Regions from separate parts of the Homo sapiens genome. Here region 1 is linked to region 2. Evidence: chromatin contacts called from ENCODE Hi-C or POLR2A ChIA-PET data. All regions are on one chromosome and are shown on one strand. The core of a region is the stretch at or near the end of the contact, and the rest is flanking DNA. Distances in the headings are between cores, read along the strand shown. Region 1 overlaps ZNF664-RFLNA (ZNF664-RFLNA readthrough). Region 2 overlaps ZNF664-RFLNA (ZNF664-RFLNA readthrough).

Evidence for each region. A loop is a pair of places that touch in the nucleus more often than their neighbours do. ChIA-PET counts read pairs that join two places held with the same protein, here RNA polymerase II (POLR2A). Pooled maps may share reads with other maps.
Region 1: a loop to region 2 is called in a map of endothelial cell of hepatic sinusoid, with 5 times the contacts of the local background. The contact joins two enhancer-like sites. A Hi-C loop is called at or near these places in 1 of 168 maps with a recorded cell type or tissue (endothelial cell of hepatic sinusoid) and 1 of 50 pooled maps. POLR2A ChIA-PET finds 5 or more read pairs at or near these places in 2 of 52 experiments (BJ and RWPE1).

Annotation. Positions count from the first base shown.
Region 1 is chr12:124,153,431-124,160,957 of GRCh38, reverse strand. The region is part of intron 3 of ZNF664-RFLNA (ZNF664-RFLNA readthrough); the gene reads right to left. Among named protein-coding and RNA genes, the nearest start is that of RFLNA, 140 kb to the left of the region's middle. Within about 2 kb of position 1,262, at least 3 of the 41 ENCODE cell types and tissues checked have a DNase peak (open chromatin) inside an H3K27ac peak, as active enhancers do.
Region 2 is chr12:124,095,816-124,102,420 of GRCh38, reverse strand. All of the region lies in intron 2 of ZNF664-RFLNA (ZNF664-RFLNA readthrough), which reads right to left. Among named protein-coding and RNA genes, the nearest start is that of ZNF664-RFLNA, 130 kb to the right of the region's middle. Within about 2 kb of position 4,505, at least 4 of the 41 ENCODE cell types and tissues checked have a DNase peak (open chromatin) inside an H3K27ac peak, as active enhancers do.

The DNA of each region.
Region 1 (7,527 bases), core at 13-2,512, 62 kb before region 2:
TCATTCTAAGTGAAGTAACTCAGGAATGGAAAACCAAACATCCTATGTTCTCACTCATAAGTGGGAGCTAAGCTATGAGGATGCAAAGGCATAAGAATGACACAATGGACTTTGCGGACTCGGGGAAAGGGTGGGAAGGGGGTGAGGGATAAAAGATGACAAATTGGGTGCAGTGTGCACTGCTTGGGTGATGGGTGCACCAAAATCCCACAAATCGCCACTAAAGAATTGACTCATGTCACCAAATACCATCTTTTCCCCAAAAAACCTATGGAAATAAAACTTTTTTTAATTAAAAAAATGAAACAAAACCTCTGTGTTCCAACTCTCAGCCCTAGGATCTTTCTCCCTCCTCAGTTATGCAACCCAGCAAAAAGATAACTAGCGAAGGGGAGGGTGGGATTAACTCACATGGCCTCTGTGCGTTTCTCTTTAGAAGAAACTGTTCTTTCCCTTGCTTTTCCATTGTGGTTTTTCTTTTTTTCTGATTTTACCATGAACCACCTCGTTTGGATATACCCAATCTAGCTTCCTGGAACCGTGCGGAAAAGCTGCTCTCAAAGCCTCCTTCTCCCTTTTTTTCCCTTTTCTTTTTCCAGCTGCAGCTGCAGCCGGGGCCCTGAGTGCCTGCTCTCCAGCAGCTGGGAATGCCTGCATTTTTGGGAATCCAACAGACCAAGGCCCCATTTTTTTCTATCACCAGTAGGCACTTTCCCCAGAAGTCCTGCCAAAGCTGCCTCCAAGGCCCTGACAGTGTCGCGCAGGCCCCGGAGAAACAACTGAACAAGATTAAGACCAATAAAACAGATTTCACTTCCAAAAGATGGCCAAATGCTCCCGATATGGCAGAAATTGGAAGCATCAAGACTTAGAAAATTGTGTCTTAGAAAATACCCCATCATCACTGGAGTGCTGTTGAATTTCCTTTTACTATCATTTTGAAACTGGAAAAAGGCCCCAGGCCCCAGGCTGGAGGTCAGGAAGAGCAGAGCTGTGGCAAGCCTGGAACCCGAGGCCACTGGGCCAGCTGCTTTCAAGGCCATGTGTGCAGGGGAACGGCACAGAGCTGTCTGATTCTGGAATCGTCCGTCTGGAGACTGAGCTAGGCGTGCCTGTTGGTGGCACTGGCTAATTGCTCTCGTGTTTTCTTTCAATAAATAGCACCCTTGTTCAGATCCTCTGAGCTCCTATTAAGGAAGCAGGAAAATGGTCAAGATCCCTGCCCTCTGGGGCTGGCATTTTACTGCGGGAAGCAGGTAATAAAGAATAGATATGGCCAGGCACGGTGGCTCACGTCTGTAATCCCAGCACTTTGGGAGGCCGAGACAGATGGATCACCTGAGGTCGGGAGTTCAAGACCAGCCTGGCCAACATGGTGAAATCCCATCTCTACTAAAAATACAAAAAAAAAGTAGCCAGGTGTGGTCATGCACACCTGTAATCCCAGCTACTAAGGAGGCTGAGGCAGAAGAATCTCTTGAACCCGGGAAGTGGAGGTTGCAGTGAGCTGAGATCACACCACTGCACTCCAGCCTGGGCAACAGAGCAAGACTCCGTCTCAAAAAAAAAAAAAAAAAAAAAAGAGGGAGGTGGCAGGAGGATCAGGTCAGAAGAGAAGTGATGACAGAATCAGAGGTTGGAATGTGCACTTTGAAGATGAGGAAGGAGCCATGAGCTAAAGAATTCAGGAAGTTTCTACATGCTGGACAAGGTCAGGGAATAGAGCCTCTCACAGCACGCCAGAAGGAATGCAGCCCTGTGGACGACTTGATTTTAGCCCGGTGAGATGCATTTTGGACTTCTGGCCTCCAGAACTGTGAGATAATGAATGTACATTGTTTTAAGCACTCGGTTTGTGATCATCTGTTACAGCAGCAACACGAAGCGATCACAGGGATTTAGCCAAGCTGAGGGGGAAAGTGTCCCAGGCACGGCCACAGCAGGTGCGAAGGCCCTGGGGCAGGGAGCATATTTGGAAGGCTCCAGGAACAGTGAGGAGGCGGGGGTGGCTGGGGCAGTGTGCATGAGAGGAGGAGATGAGAGAGGGAATGGGGTGGTGTGTGTGGTGACAGAGACCTTGGAAAAAGCTCTGGCTTTTGCTTGGAGAGAAACAGGAAGGCCCTGCAGTTCTCATCAGAGCTGTCAGCAAGTCGAGTGGAAAGGACCTCCTTGGGACACATTCTTTCCCAGCTCCCACACTAACCAGCATAACATCGGGGATGTCACTGTGCTACAGCATCAGCTCTGAGGGCAGGGGACTTTGTTTTGTTTACTACTCAAGACACGGAACCTAATCACATCTGCAAAGACCTTTTTTCCCAATAAAGTCGCATTCACAGGTTCTGGGTGGACACATTTTTGGGAGAACCACCATTCGGCTTAGTCCACCCCTCTGACCTGTTCACAGCCCGGGGTCTCAGGAAAGAGACCTGCCTCCAAAATATGACGCCTGGACCCACAGGCATGCGTGATCAGTTACAAGCTCTTCTCTTTGGCTCCGGATTAGAGACTTCCTTTTCCCAAGCTCTTTCTCCTGTGTCCAGTCTTGTGTGTTGACTGCCCTCTGGAGCTGACATATCTGGAAGTGGAGTGATGATAGAGAGAGCATCCCAGATAAAATGAGGATGGCAGCTCCTTGGGGACTCAACACCCACAGCAGGGCCCCCGCCATTCCAGTCCTCCCTGGGCAAAAGAAACCTCGCCTTTCACTTTCTGTCCCTCCTGATAACGTGCCCCGCAACCTTCACCGGTGGGCAGGTCTATCCTTGCCTTTTTCTCTCCCTTCTTCTCCCATCTTTCTTTCTCTTGCTTCACTCTTTCAGTTTCCAGGAACTATCACTCACTAAACCATCAATACATCCCATTTTGCCTGGGGCAGCCCAGGTTTACATGGGTTGTCCCAGTGTGATTAGAAACAGCAGTCTTTTCACTCGAGATGCCCCAGTTTGGACAATAAGTTCTATGGTCCTGCTGCACAGGAATACCCTTTTTGAGCCAGAGTTCATCAAACTTGAATAATGTGCTGGACTCCATGGCGAGGCATTAAAATTCCTACAAAGACACCTCAAGCTGTTTATTTAAACTATGCATCAGAGAATGTGATTTACAACACAAAAACCTGAAACCAGGTATAAAGTCGCCATCCAATCTTCCAGCTGTTCAAGTCAAATGTTTTCAAGCCATCCCCAATTTCTCTCTGTCATTTGTATCACACGTGCCATTTGTCAGCAAATCCTATTGGTTCTGCTTTCCGGACGCCTCCAGAATGCAACCCCTGCTGTCCACCCCCGGCAAGGCCACTGGCATCTCAGGCTGAACCATTGCAGGGCTTTAAACAGAAGAGTGACATGCTCCAGCTTGTATTTTAACATGCGACATGATCCTTTTAAAGCATTCACCTGTTCCTGTCACTCTTCTGCACAAAACTCTGCCAGGGCTCACATCTCACTTATTGCAAAAGCTTAAGTTCTCACAATGGTCCAGGAGGCCCTGTGTGATCCCCCATCTCCTCCCAGTTGCTCGGCTGGCTGCCCTTCCTAATGGTGTCCTCGTTCCCTCCACTCCCACCTCCTGGCGGTGCTGCTGGTCCTCACGCACGCCACCCACACCCACCACTCCTTGTCTTGGCCTTTCTAAGGCCATGCAGATGTCCCTCCCAGAGAGGGCCCTCCTGGCCCCCATCTGAGATGGTGCACACAACCCTCCCCAGTACCCCATAACCCCCACTCCCTTGATCTCTTTCTCCAAAGCTCTGATCCCCACTCATCTTCCTATGTGTTTTATTTGCTGACCTTATAGATCTCCCATCTGCTCCCACTAGAATCTCGGCTTCGAGGGGACAAGGATTTGGGTCTACTTTGTTCACTGCTGTGTCATGAGCTACTAAAACATATCTGGCACATAGTAGGTGCTCAACAAATATCTACTGAATGAATGAATGAGTATGCTTAGACTTCTTAAACAATTATCCATCTAAAACCAACTTATAAATAACACAAAGCTACATTTTTTTTTAATTTATAAAAAGAATTACTTGTTTTTACCACTACATACCACTACGCAATGGCTAAAATCTGAAACACACCAAACGTTGCAAGGACGTGGAGCAGCAGGAACCCTCATTGCTGCTGGTGGGAATGCAAAATGGTGCAGCCACTTTGGAAGGCAGTTTGACGGCATCTTCCAAAGATAATTATAATCTTACCATACAATCCAAAAATCATATTCCTAGGAATTTGTCAAACTGATCTGAAAGCTTATGTCTACACAGAAACCTGCATATAGGCTGGGTGCGGTGGCTCACGCCTATAATCCCAGCACTTTGGGAGGCTGAGGCGGGCAGGTCACCTGAGGTCGGGAGTTTGAGACCAGCCTGGCCGGTTGGTGCAACCCTGTCTCTACTAAAATACAAAAATTAGCCGGGCGTGGTGGTGAGTGCCTGTAATCCCAGCTACACGGGGGGCTGAAGCAGGAGAATCACTTGAACCCGGGAGGCAGAGGTTGCAGTGAGCCGAGATGGCGCCACTGCACTCCAGCCTGAGCGATGGAGCGAGACTCTGCCTCAAAAAATAAAAAATAAAAACCCTACACACAAATGTTTATGGCACCTTTATTCATAAATGCTAAAACCTGGGAGTAACCAAGATATCCTTCAAGAGCTGAACGCATAAACTGATACGCCCATGCAATGGAATATTATTCAGTGATAAAAGCAATGAGCTGTCAAGGCACGGATGGACCTAGAAGAACCTTAAATGCATATTGCCAAGTGAAAGAAGCCAATCTGAAAAGACTCCGTATGATTCCAGCTATATGACATTCTGGAAAAGGCAAAACTATAGAGACAGAAAAAGATGAATGGCTGCCAGGGGTTTAGGGTGATAGAGGGATGAGTGGGCGGAGCACAGAGGATTTTCAGAGCCGTGAAACTGCTCTATGTGATACTGTCATGGGGGCTCCGGGACTATGCGTTTGTCAAAACCCATTGTATGCAGAAAGCAAACAGTGAGGGAACCCTAATGTAAGCTATGAACTTCGATTAGTAACACAGGAGTTCCCCCTTATCCGCAGTTCTGCTTTCCGTGGTTCATTACCCACCATCAACAGCAGCCTGAAAATATTAAATGGAAAATTTCAGAAATCAACAATTTGCAAGTTTTCAACCGCGCACCCTGCTGCACAGTGTCATGAAATCTCGTGCCATCCTGCCCAGGACATGAGCCTTCGCCGTGTCCAGCATATCCACACTGTAGACACTACCCACCTGTCAGTCACTTAGTCGCTGCCTCAGTTATCAGATGGAAAAAACATACGATATATGGGGCTTGGTGGCATCCACAGTTTCAGGCATCCACTGGGTGTCTTGGAACATGTCCCCTGAGGATAACAGGGGACCACTGTAATGTATAAATAGTGGCTCACTCATTGTAACAAATGTCCCGTGCCAAATGCAAGATGTCAATAATGGGGAAACTGTTGGGGGAAGGTACAGGGGAATTTCTACACCATTTTGTCAATAAATTTTTTTTTTTCCTGAGATGGAGTTTTGCTCTTGTTGCCCAGGCTAGAGTACAATGGCGCGATCTCAGCTCACTGCAACCTCAGCCTCCCAAGTAGCTGGGATTACAGGCATGCGCCACCACACCCGGCTAATTTTGTATTTTTAGTAGAGACGGGGTTTCTCCATGTTGGTCAGGCTGGTCTCAAACTCCCAACCTCAGGTGATCTGCCCACCTTGGCCTCCCAAAGTTGTGGGATTACAGGCATGAGCCACCGTGCCTGGCCAAAATTTTTTTTAAATTTAAAAAACAGTGATATAATGTGGTAGTTGATGCCATTGTCCTGGAATGGAGTCACTTCTCACAGCTCAAATAAGGTGCTGGCCTCTGGACCCCACTGTGGGGAGCTAAGTCCACCAGAGGAGTAGGAAACCACATTGGCACCATGTGCCACAGCCATTCAGGCCTCACTGGGCAGGGATGGCCATTGGCACAGTAAGTCAACCTCTGTTCTTTGCTTAACATCCAGAGCAATTAAAGTAGTGGTAGTTGGTTCAAATATCATCATAAATGAAAAGGCAGTCGTGGACACCAAAGTCACATGTCCTCGGTTACAAAGCACTCAACCAAGTGATTGGGAATATTGTCATTGTGAGGTAGAGTGTCTCCAAAGACAGCTGCCATCAACGCCTCCCCCACAAGATGTGTGCAGCACTCCCCATCTGGGCGGGCCTGGGACTGGTTTTGACCAATAAAACTGGCAGAAGTGAGGCTGTGTGAATTCCGGGCCTGGCCTTTGAGAGGACTGGCAGCTTCCATGTCCCTTCTCTTGGAGGCAGCCACCATGTGAGAAGTTTGAGCTACTCTGAGAACACAGTGCTACAACAAAGCCTAAGGTAGCAATAAGGAGAGAGAGATGACCGTCCAGGTCCCAACTTGCCATTCATCCCAGCTAAAGGGCCAGCTGCCATCTTGGACATTCTAGACACAGCATACACCACGGGGAACAGAAGAGCCATACAGCTGAGCCCACGATGGTGAGAAATAGACATTGTTGGGTTTTAAGTCACAAGAGAGAACTGAAACTCACTGAAATGGAGACGAGATTAAAACATTCTCAGAGAGAGCTTTCAGACTCTCTAACACAGGGGTCCCCAACCCCTGGGCCACAGATGGGTATCAGTCCTATTAGGAACCAGGCCACACAGCAAGAGGTAAGCTGCAGGTGAGCAAGCAAAGCTTAGCTCCACCTCCTGTCGGATCAGCAGCAGCGTGAGGTTCTCATAGGAGTGAGAACCCTATTGTGAACTGCACAAGCGAAGGATCTAGGTTCTGTGCTCCTTATGAGAATCTAATGCCTGATGGTCTGTCACTGTCTCTTGTCGCCCCCAGATGGGACCATCTAGTTGCGGGGATACAAGCTCAGGACTCCCACTGATTCTACATTATAATGGGTATGTAATAATAATAGAAATAAGTGCACAGCACATGTAATGCACTTAAATCATGCCGAAACCATTCCTGCGCCCTCCAGCCCAGTCTGTGAAAAAATTGTCTTCCACAAAACCGGTCCCTGGTGCTAAAAAGGTTGGGGACCACTGCTCTAACATATAGTCATGTTCCCCAGGTTGAGGGACATTTATTTAGAAGATAGTGCAGCTGTCCCTAGCCTCCCATTCCTAACCATCCCATCTGTTGGGGTCATACTCACCTGCTCTGTGGCTTTACTCACCTTTCCTAAGCTGCATTCCCCCAACAAATCCACAGCACTCTACCCAAGGCCAAACCTCATTCTCTCCCCCAACTTGTCTAGAGAACGAGGCAACTCCCAAATCCTCCCTCCCTCACCACCATTGCTTCGCTGGTACAAAATTCCTTAGTTCAACAGATGTTTCAAATAACTGAAAACTAATCTGGTCCTTTTACATAGGATTTCCTCATATGAGAAAGGAAGTATTTAGGCTGTATGTGTTGGGGCAGGGGAAACAACAGAAATTTTTTTGCCTTTTGTTTTATTCTTTAGGCATGT
Region 2 (6,605 bases), core at 3,256-5,755:
CATCTAGGAAGTGAGGAGCGCCTCTTCCCGGCCGCCATCACATCTGGGAAGTGAGGAGCGTCTCTGCCCGGCCGCCCATCGTCTGAGATGTGAGGAGCACCTCTGCCCTGCAGCCCCGTCCGGGATGTGAGGAGCGTCTCTGCCCGGCCGCCCCGTCTGAGAAGTGAGGAGACCCTCTGCCTGGCAACCGCCCCGTCTGAGAAGTGAGGAGTCCCTCCGCCCGGCAGCCGCCACGTCTGAGAAGTGAGGAGCCCCTCCGCCCAGCAGCCACCCCGTCTGGGAAGTGAGGAGCGTCTCCGCCCGGCAGCCACCTCGTCCGGGAGGGAGGTGGGGGGGTCAGCCCCCCGCCCGGCCAGCCGCCCCGTCCGGGAAGTGAGGGGCGCCTCTGCCCGGCCGCCCCTACTGGGAAGTGAGGAGCCCCTCTGCCCGGCCAGCCGCCCCGTCCGGGAGGGAGGTGGGGGGGTCAGCCCCCCGCCCGGCCAGCCGCCCCGTCCAGGAGGTGAGGGGCGCCTCTGCCCGGCCGCCCCTACTGGGAAGAGTGAGGAGCCCCTCTGCCTGGCCAGCCGCCCCGTCCGGGAGGGAGGTGGGGGGGTCAGCCCCCCGCCCGGCCAGCTGCCCCGTCCGGGAGGGAGGTGGGGGGGTCAGCCCCACGCCCGGCCAGCCGCCCCGTCCGGGAGGTGAGGGGCGCCTCTGCCCGGCCGCCCCTACTGGGAAGTGAGGAGCCCCTCTGCCCGGCCACCACCCCGTCTGCGAGGTGTACCCAACAGCTCATTGAGAATGGGCCATGATGACAATGGCGGTTTTGTGGAATAGAAAGGGGGGAAAGGTGGGGGAAAGATTGAGAAATCGGATGGTTGCCGTGTCTGTGTAGAAAGAGGAAGACATGGGAGACTTTTCATTTTGTTCTGTACTAAGAAAAATTCTTCTGCCTTGGGATCCTGTTGATCTGTGACCTTACCCCCAACCCTGTGCTCTCTGAAACATGTGCTGTATCCACTCAGGGTTGAATGGATTAAGGGCGGTGCAAGATGTGCTTTGTTAAACAGATGCTTGAAGGCAGCATGCTCCTTAAGAGTCATCACCACTCCCTAATCTCAAGTACCCAGGGACACAAACACTGCGGAAGGCCGCAGGGTCCTCTGCCTAGGAAAACCAGAGACCTTTGTTCACTTGTTTATCTGCTGACCTTCCCTCCACTATTGTCCTGTGACCCTGCCAAATCCCTCCCCCTCTGCGAGAAACACCCAAGAATGATCAATAAAAAACAAAACAAAACAAAACAAAATAATAATGGAAGAAAACATGCCAAAAAGTAAACAATTGTGGTTGCTGGACAGAGAGAAAAAAAAAAAAAGAAATAGTCAATCATCTGTCGCCTGAGAGCACAGGGGGAGGGACAATGATAGGGATATAAACCCAGGCATTCGAGCCATTAGTGGCAACCGCTTTCGGGTCCCCTCCCGTTATATGGGAGCTCTGTTTTCACTCTATTACATCTTACAACTGCACAGTCTTCTCCGCCGTGTTTGTTCCAGCTCGAGCTGAGCTTTCACTCACCATCCACCACTGCTGATTGCCGCCGTCGCAGACCCGCCACTAACTTCCACCCCTCCGGATCCGGCAGGGTGTCCGCTGCGTTTCTGATCCAGCGAGGCACCCATTGCTGCTCCCGATGGGGCTAGAGGCTCACCATTGTTCCTGTGCGGCTCAGATTAGGGTTCGTCCTAATCAAGCTGAACACTAGTCGCTGGGGTCCGCGGTTCTCCTCCGTGACCAACGGCTTCTAATAGAGCTAAAACATTGACTGCATGGCCGAGGTTCCATTCCTTGGAATCCCTGAGGCCAAGAACCCCAGGTCAGAGAACAAAAGGCTTGCCGCCATCTTGGGAGCTCTAAGAACAAAGACCCGCGGGTAACAAGCCCAGGAAGTTGAGGCTGCAGTGAGGTATGATCGCACCACTGGACTCCAGCCTGGGTGACAGAGTGAGACCCTGTCTCAAAAAAAAAAAAAAAGAGAGACAAAAGAAAAAAAAAGCCGGGCGCGGTGGCTCACGCCTGCAATCCCAGCACTTTGGGAGGCCGAGGCGGGCAGATCACGAGGTCAGGAGATCGAGACCATCCTGGCTAACACAGTGAAACCCTGTCTCTACTAAAAAATACAAAAAATTAGCCGGCCTGGTGGCGGGCGCCTGTAGTCCCAGCTACTCGGGAGGCTGAGGCAGGAGAATGGCGTGAACCCGAGGGGCAGAGCCTGCAGTGAGCCGGGATCGCGCCACTGCACTCCAGCCTGGGCGACAGAGCGAGACTCCGTCTCAAAAAAAAAAAAAAAGAGGAGGGGTCTTGGTGACTTCTAGTCCGTACTAATCATCCTCTGCTGTCCCGTGTGTCCTCTGAATTTTCTGCAGGGAGCACACATTGATGTTATAATTATTAATCGAATCAGAGTCGGCTTCCTATGGGACACACGGCCCGAGGGAAGCTTCAGGCACAAAGGAGACAAGTCCATGAGTGCTTTCTGCTCCCCAGAGTCTCACAGCCAAGCCCCCGCCACCGTCGCAGCACTAGAGTGAGGCACATCCCCCCGCCACCGTCCCGGCACTAGAGTGAGGCACATCCTCCCGCCACCGTCCCAGCACTAGAGTCAGGCACATCCCCCCCGCCACCGTCCCAGCACTACAGTGAGGCACATCCCCTCGCCCCTTAGGGTCCTTCTGCCTCCCAAAGGCCAGCTGAGATCTTTCTGATGATCTGTAAGGTGCAATGTACATTTCAGACATTTCCCACAGAAAATGGAAACACAACAGCCCAAGCTCCCTGCCTGGATACTGTAGGGCCAGCCTCCTGAGTGGAGGTTGGCCAACCTGCCTGTGTCCTTGGAGGGTTAGGCAGAGTTGAGGCTAATGGGGGCGGGGATAGCTCTGGTATTTCAGCAAAATGTCACGCAGCTGGGAGACACTGAGGGGCTTCTAGATCTGAATTAGGAGCCTGGGGACCATGCTTTGCATGGCATTCCCGGGGAGAGCCCTTTGTAAGGGGTCGGATCATCCCAGCCCAGAGTTCCATGGGATATGGACTTGGTCCAAGCAGCCTTCAGTGGCAATCAGCTCCGAGCAGAAACCCAGCGGATCCGCAGGCCTAACGGCAGCTCCAAATTCTTCATTCCTAAAAGCTTTGGGGTGAGGAGTGGGGGTTATGATCTTGGCAAAAGCAGCTCAGTGTCAGCAAGCATTGCCCTGCAGAAAAACATGAATTCCTACAAAAGGGGCATTGTGTGAGCCACGGGAAGCCTCTATGGAGGCATCAATCTTGTGTCACCCAGAGATGTTTATTATGAAGACAGTGTCATGCAGCAAAGAGGTGGGGGCCGCAGGCAGGCATGTCCACCCTGGAGGCGGGTGACCGGGAAGGAGGACCCAACCCACATCCCGGGCTATTCATAAGCAGCCATTCAAGACGCTTGTTCGAGATCTCACAGGAGAAGGAAAATGAGGAAGCCAAGGGCAGAAAGATGGAGTAAGACCCTTTCTTTTGGCTTCCTTAGCAAGGACAAAACCTGAATCAAGTTCAGGATGACAGGAGGCGAGGGGCCCTGGTCAGGCAGGCTGTCGGGAGTTAGCAGCAACTCAGAATTCCTCCAGAGCAACCATTCCTGTCACTTACAGAGAACCCTGGGGTTGCTTCCCAGGGATAGGGAATTTCTCGGAAGCTTAGGACACTTTGTTCCTAAGTAAAGCTCTGACGGATTGGTAGGAAGAATGCAGCCTTTTTTCCTTTAAAGACAAAAAGACCCTGAATTTATCCTCACATCCAAAAGCCAAAGCTGAGATCCAAGGTGGATCTCCCACCCTCACACAAATGCAGAGTCAGCATCCAAAAAGGGCAAAGTCAACACTGCAGAGGCCGATGGGCAATTCCTGGAGGGTGATGCCCCTGAGTTAGGACCAGAGGCTGGAAGCACCAACATATGGTAAGTGGAATACCCAAGGGGATCAGGACTGAGCATCTGGACCAGACTGATGATCCAGGGCTGTGAGACACTCTTCCTTCTCTCCCTCCAACGAGAGCGTCAGGACAGCCTCAGCTGGTTGAGGACAGGTGTGCGCCCAGCGTCAGAAGTCTTAGCTCCAGTGCAGCCACGGCTGCTTCCTATCATGTAACGCTGGGCACTTAACCTCCCTGCGCCCCACCATCCTCACAGTGTCCTCAGCATTCATTGAGACAAGCCGTGTCAAAGCCTCTCAGAATCCATCAGAGGTCACACACGCAAGCGCCGCTGTTGTGTTTCCTTTGTTTTCAGCATCCAGCAAAGAAACAGTCCCCCATGGAACAGCATAAACCTCCAAGGGGAGCTTTGGTTTTTGCAAAATAGAAAGAGTCCTTTTAATAGCTCAAATGCAGCACCTTTCAGCCAGAGAGAAGCCAGCAGGCTTATGTTCTGAGAGCTGGATTTTTCCATTTGGGGGCATCGGGGTTTATTTGGAAAGAGAAAACACTGGGCTCGACTTCAAGCATCCTCATTTTACACGCCTGGCTCCAAGTAATACATTGTTTCAGTTTGACTTGCTGGCCTCCTTAGCCCAAAACAGGCTGAGCCGTACCACAGAAGGGAGAGAACACTGCGGAGGCAGAAAGGGAGAGAGTGGGTAAGGTATTTCCTGTCATGAAATCCAATCGGATGGAACTTTCAGCAGGAAAAGCAACACCTCCGAGGCCCACTTTTAAAAGGGGAACAGGGGAGAGAAAAGAAAGAAAAGAAACCTCTTGTGTTTGGCCCACGAAATGCCAAGATCTTATTTGTCTGAGTTTTGGGTCAGAAGCCAGTGAAGGAACATGGGGCTGCCCTCAATTTGGTGGCAACAGGAAAAAGATGGGGCTTGGATTTTGCAGAGCAAAAAGAAATAGGGCTGAGGTTTCTCATCTCCTTGTCTTCTTTCTTGGGGAGGGAAAGAAGAAAAATAGAGCCAGGCACAGTGGCTCACGTCTGTAATCTGAGCACTATGGGAGGTCCAGGCGGGAGGATTGCTTGAGGCCAGGGGTTCGAAAAAAACCAGCCTGAGAAACATAGCAAGACCCCATCTCTACAAAAAATTAAAATTAGCTAGGTGTGGTGGTGCACACCTATAGTCCCAGCTATTTGGGAGGCTGAGGTAGGAGGGTCGCTTGAGCCGGGGAGTTTGAGGCTGTAGTGAGCCGTGACCATTCCACTGTACTTCAGCCTGGGCAACATCCAAGACCCTGTCTCTAAACAAAGAAAGGAACAAAAGGCTCTGAGCTGGGAAGGACTGTTGATCAGTTGTTGTACGCTGCTACCAGCTGGCAGGCTGGCTCCCCTCACTAAGGGAGCATAAGGGAGGATTGCACACAGAGGTGAGAGAATGGAAGGGCCAGGCGTTCAAGGTCGTGAGGTTGAAGTCTAGATCAACCCACTAAACCTGGGAATGGCCTAGCCCAGCCGTGGCCCTCTCCTCCTTCTGGGTGAGACGGACAGACAGGAACAGGTAAGAGAGTCAAAATAAGAAGGCAGTGATGGTGGCTTTCCTAAACCTCTGTCTGAAGCTGAGGCACTAAGAAAAAATGTTGATTTCTCAGCACACTTGAGAGAGGAGCAAGAAGTGAGATTCTGAACAAGAGAGGAGGAATTTCTCCACGTTTGGGTTGAACATGAGGTTCTGGTGGTGCCCCTCAACGCTGATCTTAGAATCGGTGATTTGCAAAGGATGCTCCAGCCCCAAAAGATTTAGGGGAATTCAGAGAATATTCGCCCTTTCTGGATGGGTACGTAGACATGCTGGAACCACACCTCCTCTGAGGACAGTCTCTATCAGCAACAGTGTTGATGTTACAGACACAAAGTCTGGTCTAAAGTGAACTGATCCACGGAGAAAGGTAGGAAAGAAACCGCCCGTTTATCTCGTCAGGGTGGAGAGTCGAGAAGAGGGGAGAGCTCTGTCCAACAGCTGCCCCTGAGGTCCTTGGCAGGATTTAATTTAATTCCCCCCAGGACATCCTGGGATTCCAGTGAGGGCATCTGGAGGGAAGCCGTCACAGCCGGAGCGACCGTCACTAGGGGCAGCGTCCCTCCGGTGCCGGGAGCGCGCCAAGCTGGTGTTCCTGAATGCTTGGTCCAATTGTGTGTGTCTCCGAGGCCGTTGTGTGTGCAGGACCTCACTCCAGTGACCCACACTCCACTTGGCGGTGTCCACATCAGCAGGACGTTCACCAGCCTGAAGAGAAGTGGGCACTGTCCCCAGAGGGGGACACCATGAAGACCTGGGTTTTCCCTCTCTCACTCACTTACAGAAGCTTCCAAGCCACTATGAATGGAAACGACTCTCCCTGGCTCTCAGCTGTGTGCTGAGACACTTACATACCATTATTGAGTCTTCACAATACCTCGTAAAGGGTCCTGCCATCTTCCTACATTAGTTTGCTCCCATAGCCAAGCACCAGACTGAACAGCTTCAACTACAGAAATGACCTCCTCACTGTTGTGGAAGCTACAAGCCCAACATCAAGATGTCCGCAAGGCTGGTTCCTCCTGAGATCTCCCTCCTTGGTTTGTAGACACACAATCTTCCCTCTGTGTGTCTGTGTCATAACTAATC